Linked DNA regions of Homo sapiens: regions 1 and 3 are each linked to region 2. The links are chromatin loops, found by intact Hi-C in ENCODE. Cell type or tissue: HCT116. All regions are shown on one strand.

What was found. Peaks named below come from ENCODE experiments on the same cell type or tissue, not always from the same donor. Only the 100,000 strongest peaks of a DNase experiment are listed, where the experiment ranks them.
Region 1: it touches region 2 in a loop (6-fold over the local background); 2 of 110 quality-filtered maps call a loop at or near these places.
Region 3: a loop joins it to region 2, with 15 times the contacts of the local background. A loop is called at or near these places in 98 of 110 quality-filtered maps.

What each region holds. Positions count from the first base shown.
Region 1 is chr3:139,561,056-139,563,555 of GRCh38, forward strand. NMNAT3 (nicotinamide nucleotide adenylyltransferase 3) reads right to left here. Exons shown (of 7, transcript NM_001401600.1): 7 at 1-337. All of the region lies in intron 3 of COPB2-DT (COPB2 divergent transcript), which reads left to right. Among named protein-coding and RNA genes, the nearest start is that of RBP1, 23 kb to the left of the region's middle. In HCT116, a CTCF peak has its summit at 1,244; a DNase peak (open chromatin) is centred at 1,226.
Region 2 is chr3:139,110,507-139,113,006 of GRCh38, forward strand. All of the region lies in intron 2 of BPESC1 (blepharophimosis, epicanthus inversus and ptosis candidate 1), which reads left to right. Among named protein-coding and RNA genes, the nearest start is that of BPESC1, 7.6 kb to the left of the region's middle. In HCT116, a CTCF peak has its summit at 1,510 (motif pointing right); a DNase peak (open chromatin) is centred at 1,495; H3K4me3 peaks cover 631 bases; H3K27ac peaks cover 361 bases.
Region 3 is chr3:139,328,455-139,330,954 of GRCh38, forward strand. The region is part of intron 1 of LOC124909439; the gene reads right to left. Among named protein-coding and RNA genes, the nearest start is that of MRPS22, 14 kb to the right of the region's middle. In HCT116, CTCF peaks have their summits at 1,083 (motif pointing left) and 1,291; a DNase peak (open chromatin) is centred at 1,057; H3K4me3 peaks cover 583 bases; H3K27ac peaks cover 998 bases.

The sequences.
Region 1 (2,500 bases), 450 kb after region 2:
GTACTGCCCTTGGTGTAGAGGCCATGGTCCTTGATGTACGTGATGACAGCATCGGGAATCAGGTACTTTACGCTCTGCCCTTGGCCCAAGGCTCGCCTGATGTATGTGGCACTGATCTCATTCTGCACAGGCTCCTTGGCCAGGTGAATGTTGTGCTGGTGCATCCGTAGGATGGGAGATTCTGCGATGTAACCTTTTGGGTCGTGACCTACTCGGCCCACGCACACCAAGCCAAACTTCTCCACTATTTCCTGGATGTGCGCATCCTTCCAGAGGTTGGGGGTCTGGAAGGTCTTCAAGACGTCTGCCCCACAGAGAAGCTTCAGCTCAGGCACAGCTGCAAAAACAAGGATGGACCCAGTAAAGTTAGAGAGAGGTCACTGCCAGGAAAGACAACATCATTGGAAAGTCTCACAAAATGCTTTTCTTGGATGTATCGAGAACTCAGTGTCTCCATGTTCATGACTTGAAAAGAAAAAGCATGTAAATGAATCTGCAGCCATTTCAGGGAATACAGTTGTAAGTAATGATTTAATCAATACACCTTTTGTTTAATATTGGAAAAGTGCCAAGGAATACGATTTTTTTTCTTTTCAGTGTTCTAACAGAAGTCTGTCTGTGGTTGCTTTGGACCAAGGCAGAGTGCTCTAAAGGTGGCTGTGCTGTACCCAGTACTGTGTCTTCTGATAGAAGGTAAGGTTCTGAAAGCTCTGAGACCAACAAGCCATGGGCCTTGGACAAGTCACTGCCTTATTTGAAATCCATTTCAGCCCTTGTGTTACTAGGAACTAGTACCTGGCACTTTTATATAACAATCTCACTATAAAGATTAATTATAAAGGCTCTTTGGATAAACAAAAGGTCTCTAAGACTCCAGCTGGTGGCCTTTTCATTGCAGTTTCCAATAAAACAAAGCTCTAGAACAATGCTTAATGTGGATAATCCTTTGGAATGTGTTCTAACAGAATGCTAATTGTGATAATGAAATAATACATAACATTTATTGGGAGATTACTGTGGGCACTACTACTAAGCTCTTTATGTGTATAATACCATATGCACCCCAGAACAATTTATGAGGTGAGTATTGTGCCCATTTTATGGAGGGGGCAACTGAGGCAGAGAGAGATAAGTGACTTGCCTGAGGTCACTCAGTTAGGCAGATAAGTCAGGTGTCAAACCCAGGCAGCCATCCTCCAGGTGTGGCATTTGTAACTGCTGGGTTCTGCTGCTGCCTGCTGGTGGAAATCTGTACCTGCATTATACTGGAGAAGCCCTTCCTAGAGTTCCAGACTGATTTTCCTGGCACTATCCGTGTCCCTCTTGGTGAGCTAATCAGCAAAGGAAATCCAAGTCTATGCTAGAAACAAGCTGCAGGGTCTCTGATTCTTCCAGAAGCTGATCCCAGCTTCAGTAAATGGCAAAGACTGGGGTCCCAGAGTACTGGCCCCTGTCAGTCACCACAAAGTCTGAGTAAAGAGAGGCTCCAGGGCTACCATACTGGAGAAAAACTTGTGTAAATGGTCAGTTTAGGATCCTCTAAGGTGGAACCTTTAAAGGAATCCAAATGTGGACCAGAGAGATGAGTTCACACAAAAGCACTGGAGCAACTGTGGAATGGAAAGTGAGAGACTGGAGGTGTCATGGAGAAGTCTGAGTCCTGGCCTCAACTGGGCACAGGCTGCTGTGCGGCCAGAGCCAAGACCTTTCTCTGGGTATCAGTTTCCCCATCCATGAGATGATGAGCTCTAGACTCATTTAAAGCAACATATGCAATCACAGAAACACACTTTTCAAATGCTCTAGCGGCATAATACTGGTCTAGTAAACGATATTCAAACATTCCTTCATTCATGCATGTATGAACTCTTAGTGGTTACAAACTAAGACTCTAGAGCCAGACACCTTACACCCAAATTCTGGTTCTGACGTTCAATACCTCATGTGATCTCAACTTTAAAATGAGGATATTACCCTTCATTTATTCATTCATTCACTTATCCATTTACTCATTTATCTACCACTCTATTCATAGAAACACCCACTCAACATTTATGAATTGTCTCCCAGTGTCTGGCCTTTTTAAACCAATAAAACAGCATTTAACAATTATTCAGTAACTCACACTTTTCACTAATTTGGGCTGGTCCCATTGCTCACAACACATATGTATATTTGAACGGTTCTGCATCTGTGAAGTTTTACTCCAATTTCTTATCTATCCAACCAGTGTAGTATAAAGGAGAACAGTGTTTGGTCTTTCAAACAATTAGGTAGTTTTATGTGGTCTTCCTATGGGGGAGGTACTATGATGTGCATTTCATTCCAGGATTTGCTGGGACCTGGGACACACCCCCTCTCTTCCTACAGGTCAGAGAACAGAGAAGATACCACCTCCTTTTTCCAATAGATTTTTTTGTGGGGACAATTTCTGCATGTCAGTTTCAACATTGGGTACCGTTTGATTCATTAACAATGACAGCAAGGAATACTATTCACT
Region 2 (2,500 bases):
CCAGCGGTCCTTCCCTAGCAACACAGGCCATTTAGGAGCACCACCTAAGGCTTCTTCCCCTTCCTACAGGTATGAAGAATGGGCAGGGTTTCATTTCCTCTGCAAGCAGGCAGCGTGGCTGGACACTGTATTCTGGAGCCTGGGGTGTCATCATCCTCAGGCTGCAGAATCAGCAACACTGTTCCATCTCCTCCTGTTCAGCCACAGCAGCCTCCTGGCTTCCAGGGCCTCCTTGTCCCTTGGCTTCCTTACAGAAGCCCTCTGTGTACAGCTAGTCTCCCAGACCCCTGGGAAAAGTCTCCTTTGCTGAGGAGGGATTAGTAATGCTCTTCCTCCTCTTAAAGTCCTCTGCCATGATCAGTGATAGTATTTCTGCTCTGTTACACTGGCTGGAAACATTTGAACCTGAAAGCATTAAGTTCTTTTTTTCCTTTTTTTTTTTTGAGATAGGATCTCACTCTGTCACCCAGGCTGGAGTGCAGTGGCACGATCTCAACTCACTGCAACCTCCACTTCCTGGGCTCAAGTGATTCTCCCACCTCACCCTCCTAAGTAGCTGGAAATACAGGTGTGCATCACCATGCCCAGCTTGAATTTTTTTTGTAGAGATGAGGTTTTGCCATGTTGCCCAGGCTGGTCTCAAGCTCCTGAGCTCAAAGTGATCCTCCTGCCTTGGCCTTCCAAAGTGCTGGGATTACAGGTGTGAGCCACTGCGCCCAGCCTGAAAGCATTAAGCTCTGACAGATCTTCCCATAGTCTCTAAAAGGCAAGGAGGGGTTCTCCTGCTTGGGATCCTATGTTGTATTTAATTATTTAAAAGGATGTGGTCTTACCCCACCCATGTAAGAGGGATGGGGCAGAGTTCCCAGTGTTGAGGGAGAGGGACTGTCTGGGTTTTCCATCCCCTGTAGGGTTGAGAACTATCCTGGCCTCTAGCAAATAGCCTTCCTGACCATCTTAGAGCTGTGAACCTCCTTGGTGCTGCTGGGATTTTTCAGGCATCACAGCCAGAGACCTTCTGGAAAAGGCTGTTTAATCTTCACAGCAACCTAGTCACAAAGACATTCTCCCATTTCACAGAAGAGTAAACTGAGGTTCGGATGTAGGAAACTACAAAACTGGGGAATAGCTGAGCTAGAATCTGGCTAGAGTCCTCCCCATGTTTCCTGGAAATGTGTGACTGAGTCAGAGACCATATGCTGGGGTAGAAGGGGCTGTAGCAGGACCCCAGGGGGCCAGAATTTCACAGGGCTGAAGGCAGAGAGCAGGGATTTGGGGATGTGTTGTAGATAGAGGGATGGTGGTGGTTGGGCCAGTTAGCCTTGTGTACAGGTGCGAATTGAGGGGGGCAGTGAGACATCCCAAGGTAGACAGAGTCTCCCGTTATTGCTTATTTTGTATTTTTCTTCACAAGAAGCAGCCACAACTTTCACATCTCTGGATCTTAAGACCATCTCCCTGGGGCTCGCGGAGGAAACCTGTGAGGGCAGGACAGACCCCGGCTCCCACTAGATGGCACTGTTGCAGGACGTTTTCACCCCGGAGCTCTTCTCCGGGTGTGTGTGTGTGTGCACGCGTGAATACCTGAGCTGGACAGAGAGCGTGGGTGTGGTGTGCGTGTGTGTGTTGGGCAGCCCTGGGGTGGGTCTGGCAATGCCCTGGCCCACACTTTGTGCCTCCACTTCTCTGGAATTTTTCCTTAGGACAGAAGTTTCTGCTTCTGAGACATCTTCCAAGGCTTCTGTGGGTCCTGGGTTGTGGGCACCAGATGCCAGGGAGTTATGGAGTGACCAGGACAGGTCCAGCTTGCCTGATGGTCCAGACATCTGTGGGAGACGAGTGAGTCCTGAAATCCAGCCTCAGAGACACTGCAGAGCCCCAGCAGGCCCCACACCTGGGTGGGGCAGTATTGGAGGATCCTGATGAGGACAAGCTTTTAGGGTCTTGAATGTTTCTAATACAAATAGTTGTATTTATTTGTACTGGTTGATTGGTAGTAGCTACTGGAGTGCTCTGTAGAGAAAGCTTCTGAGGCTGGGTCTGTCTTAGAAGGAAAGAATGCTGTTGTCAACCAGTGATGTCTGCCAGAGGCTTGGGACAAGAGTAACACCCATGATATAGATTTCTTCCTTATGTAAGTGATAACTTATATATGAGGATGAACCAGTATGTCAGAGAATCCTAGATATTTAGGACGTTAGAAATTATCCAACTCTATCCAACTCACTCATTTATTTCATAACTGGAGACATTGAAGCACAAATAGGCAAAATGAGTTGCCCAAGCCCACCTGGGTAGTAGCAGAGAGAAGAGTAGAAGGCAGGTTCTTGACCACCTTCTGGACACACCCTGCCTGTGTCCTTCTGGACACACCCTGCCTCTCCAGTTGGTCCAGTTCCATGTTCAGACAATGTCCTAAATACCAGATTAACTTATTTTATCTGTTGTTTGGGAGTCTTTACACATGGTTGCCAAGAGAAAGCCTCAAGTGAAGAACTGT
Region 3 (2,500 bases), 220 kb after region 2:
ATCCATAAATATTCCCTGATGGCTGCAGAACTGGGTTCAGATTCAGTGTCCAGGCACTGAAGGCCCCCTCAGTCTGGCCCTGTCTTCACCTTCTGGCCACATGGGCCAGATCCCACTCGCTGACACTTCCCAATCACTATGCTTGTGTGAGTCCCACTCGCTCTCACACCCTTAACCCTGACTACCTGGCTCAAGGCCCATGTCTCCCTCCCACCCTGCTGTCATCTTCCTGGCACTTTCTGCCCACACCAGCCACTTTGTACATGTCCCAAGGCTGTCCAAAGGTGTTATCTTTTTGTGATAACCACATCTCACAGGTGGCTAGAGATTTCCAACAGACAAAGCACATCCACAAGACACATCATTTATTTCTCACTGCAACCCTACAAAGTAGGGATTACTGTCCCCACTCTGCAGATGAGCCTCAGAGGAGTTACCGCAGTGACTCTGACTTTAAATTACTGGTTTGTGGAGGCTGAGCTTGCGTTACAGATTTGATGGGCTCCTGACGCAGGCTCTCTCCTCTACCACACCCTGAAATTCATGGCAAAGGCCTGTGGGCACAGGTGGGGTTACCAAGTGCCAGACTAGATGGGAGGGAAATGTGGCCCCCACCTCATGGAAAAGTAAGTCTCCCCAAAGAAATGGTTGTGGAGATTTATCACTAAATTTACAGCATTAGAAAGAGGGGTTTGCATGCCCAGATGTAGCCTTGGGTATTTAGGAACTAGACAGGGTCTTGCAGCAAAGTCACCCTCTCTCCTAGAACGGGTGCTGTTGGCTCCCACAGCCCCCTCTGTCCTGAGAGACCCTATGCCTCTGTGGCAGGAAGGAGAGAGGGTGGAGGGTCTGTCTGCAGTGCCAGTGGAGAAGGTAGCATGAGGCTGCATGAAAAGGAGAATGCATTCTGTCTCTGTGTGAGTCCAAGAGATGCGGAACACGGAGCCGGGCTGCCCCAGCTCCACTGAGGGCGTGGCCCGGAAGGGCAGCCTAAGGTTTAATCGCCAGAGAGGACGCCTTGCTCCAGCGTTTGGCTCCCCACGGCGGTCCCACAGCGCCACCTAGCGGCCCCCCCGCCAGGAGAACACGCGTCCCTCACTACGCGGAGGAGGGCGCTGTCCAGGAATCTGGAGCACCTCTGAACTTGCTAGGTGCTTGCATGCCGCCTCCAGTGCCTGCCGCTTGGCCCACACATGCCTTGTCCACGCTGTCCCTGCTCCTTACCTGCACCCAAGATGACCATCCCCGCCCTTCCTCTCTCAAGTGATTTTGGGGAACAAATGAAAAGGCCGTAATGTAAAATGGTAAAGCGCTCTGCAAAGGTAGTACTGGGTACCACTCACTGAGAATCTTCTCTGCACCCCACGCTGCTAGACATGTCATGAGGATTATCACTAAGCCCCGTGGCAACACTGAAAGGTGGGGATTATCAAGCCCATTTTACAAAAGAGAAATTGAATTTCAGAGAAGTGGAGTAACACATACAAATTCACCCTACTAGTACAAGACAGAGCCGGGATTCACATTAATTTCAAAGCCTGTGGGTCTCTGGCTCCCCTGGGAAGAACCATTGCTATTATCATCACTGTATTCTTAGAGCTGCTGCTGCTGCTGCTGCAGTGGAAGAACACAGCCCCTTCCAACACACAGATATGGGTTCAAGCCACTTGCCACTCAGCAGCTGTTAGGGCTTGGACAGGCCACATACCACCCCACAGCCTCACCTCACACCTCCTTCCCAGAAGTGTCCTGCCCTCTTGCCACACCTCAATTATGTCTTCCTCTAGGGAGGTCTCCCCCACTGAGCACCCAGCTCTCAGGGTGAGGGGGCTTGTTGTCCCCAGATCTGCAGCCCTGCTAGGAGCCCCAAACTATCTGATGCCAGGCTCTCATGCTGTCCCCATCATTACCCACTCCTGTGTCAATATCACCTCCCCTCAGCTGGGCTGGGGCCTCCTCACAGTACACAGGCCCAACATGCGGCAGCACTCTACAGGAACTCTGCAGGGCGGTCTAGAAACATGCCCACACGCTCTTTCACACTTGTCCCTTCAAAAAGTGGAGTCTAATTCATCTCTCCTTGAATACTGGCCAGCTTTAGCAACTAGCTTCTACTGAATAAAGTGAGATGGGAGTGATGCTGTGTGATTTCCAAGACGAGGTTAGAACAGGTGATATGGCTTTGGACTGGCTCTCTATCTCCTGAGATGCCGACTTTTGGAATCCAGCCACCAGGATATGAAGAAGTGCAGGCCACACAGAGAAGCCACGTGTAGGTATTCTGCCTGACAGCCCCCACTGAGATCTCAGCTGACAGCCAACATCAACTGGCACACATGTGACAAATAAGCCTTTGGATGATCACAGGCACAGCCTTTGAGCTACTCCAGCTGGTACAAGAGAGGGCAGAGATGAGCTGTCCCCACCAAGCCCTACCCAAATTTCAGATTCACGAGCAAAATAAATGCTGCCAAGTTTTGGAGAGTTGGTTACAGTGCAG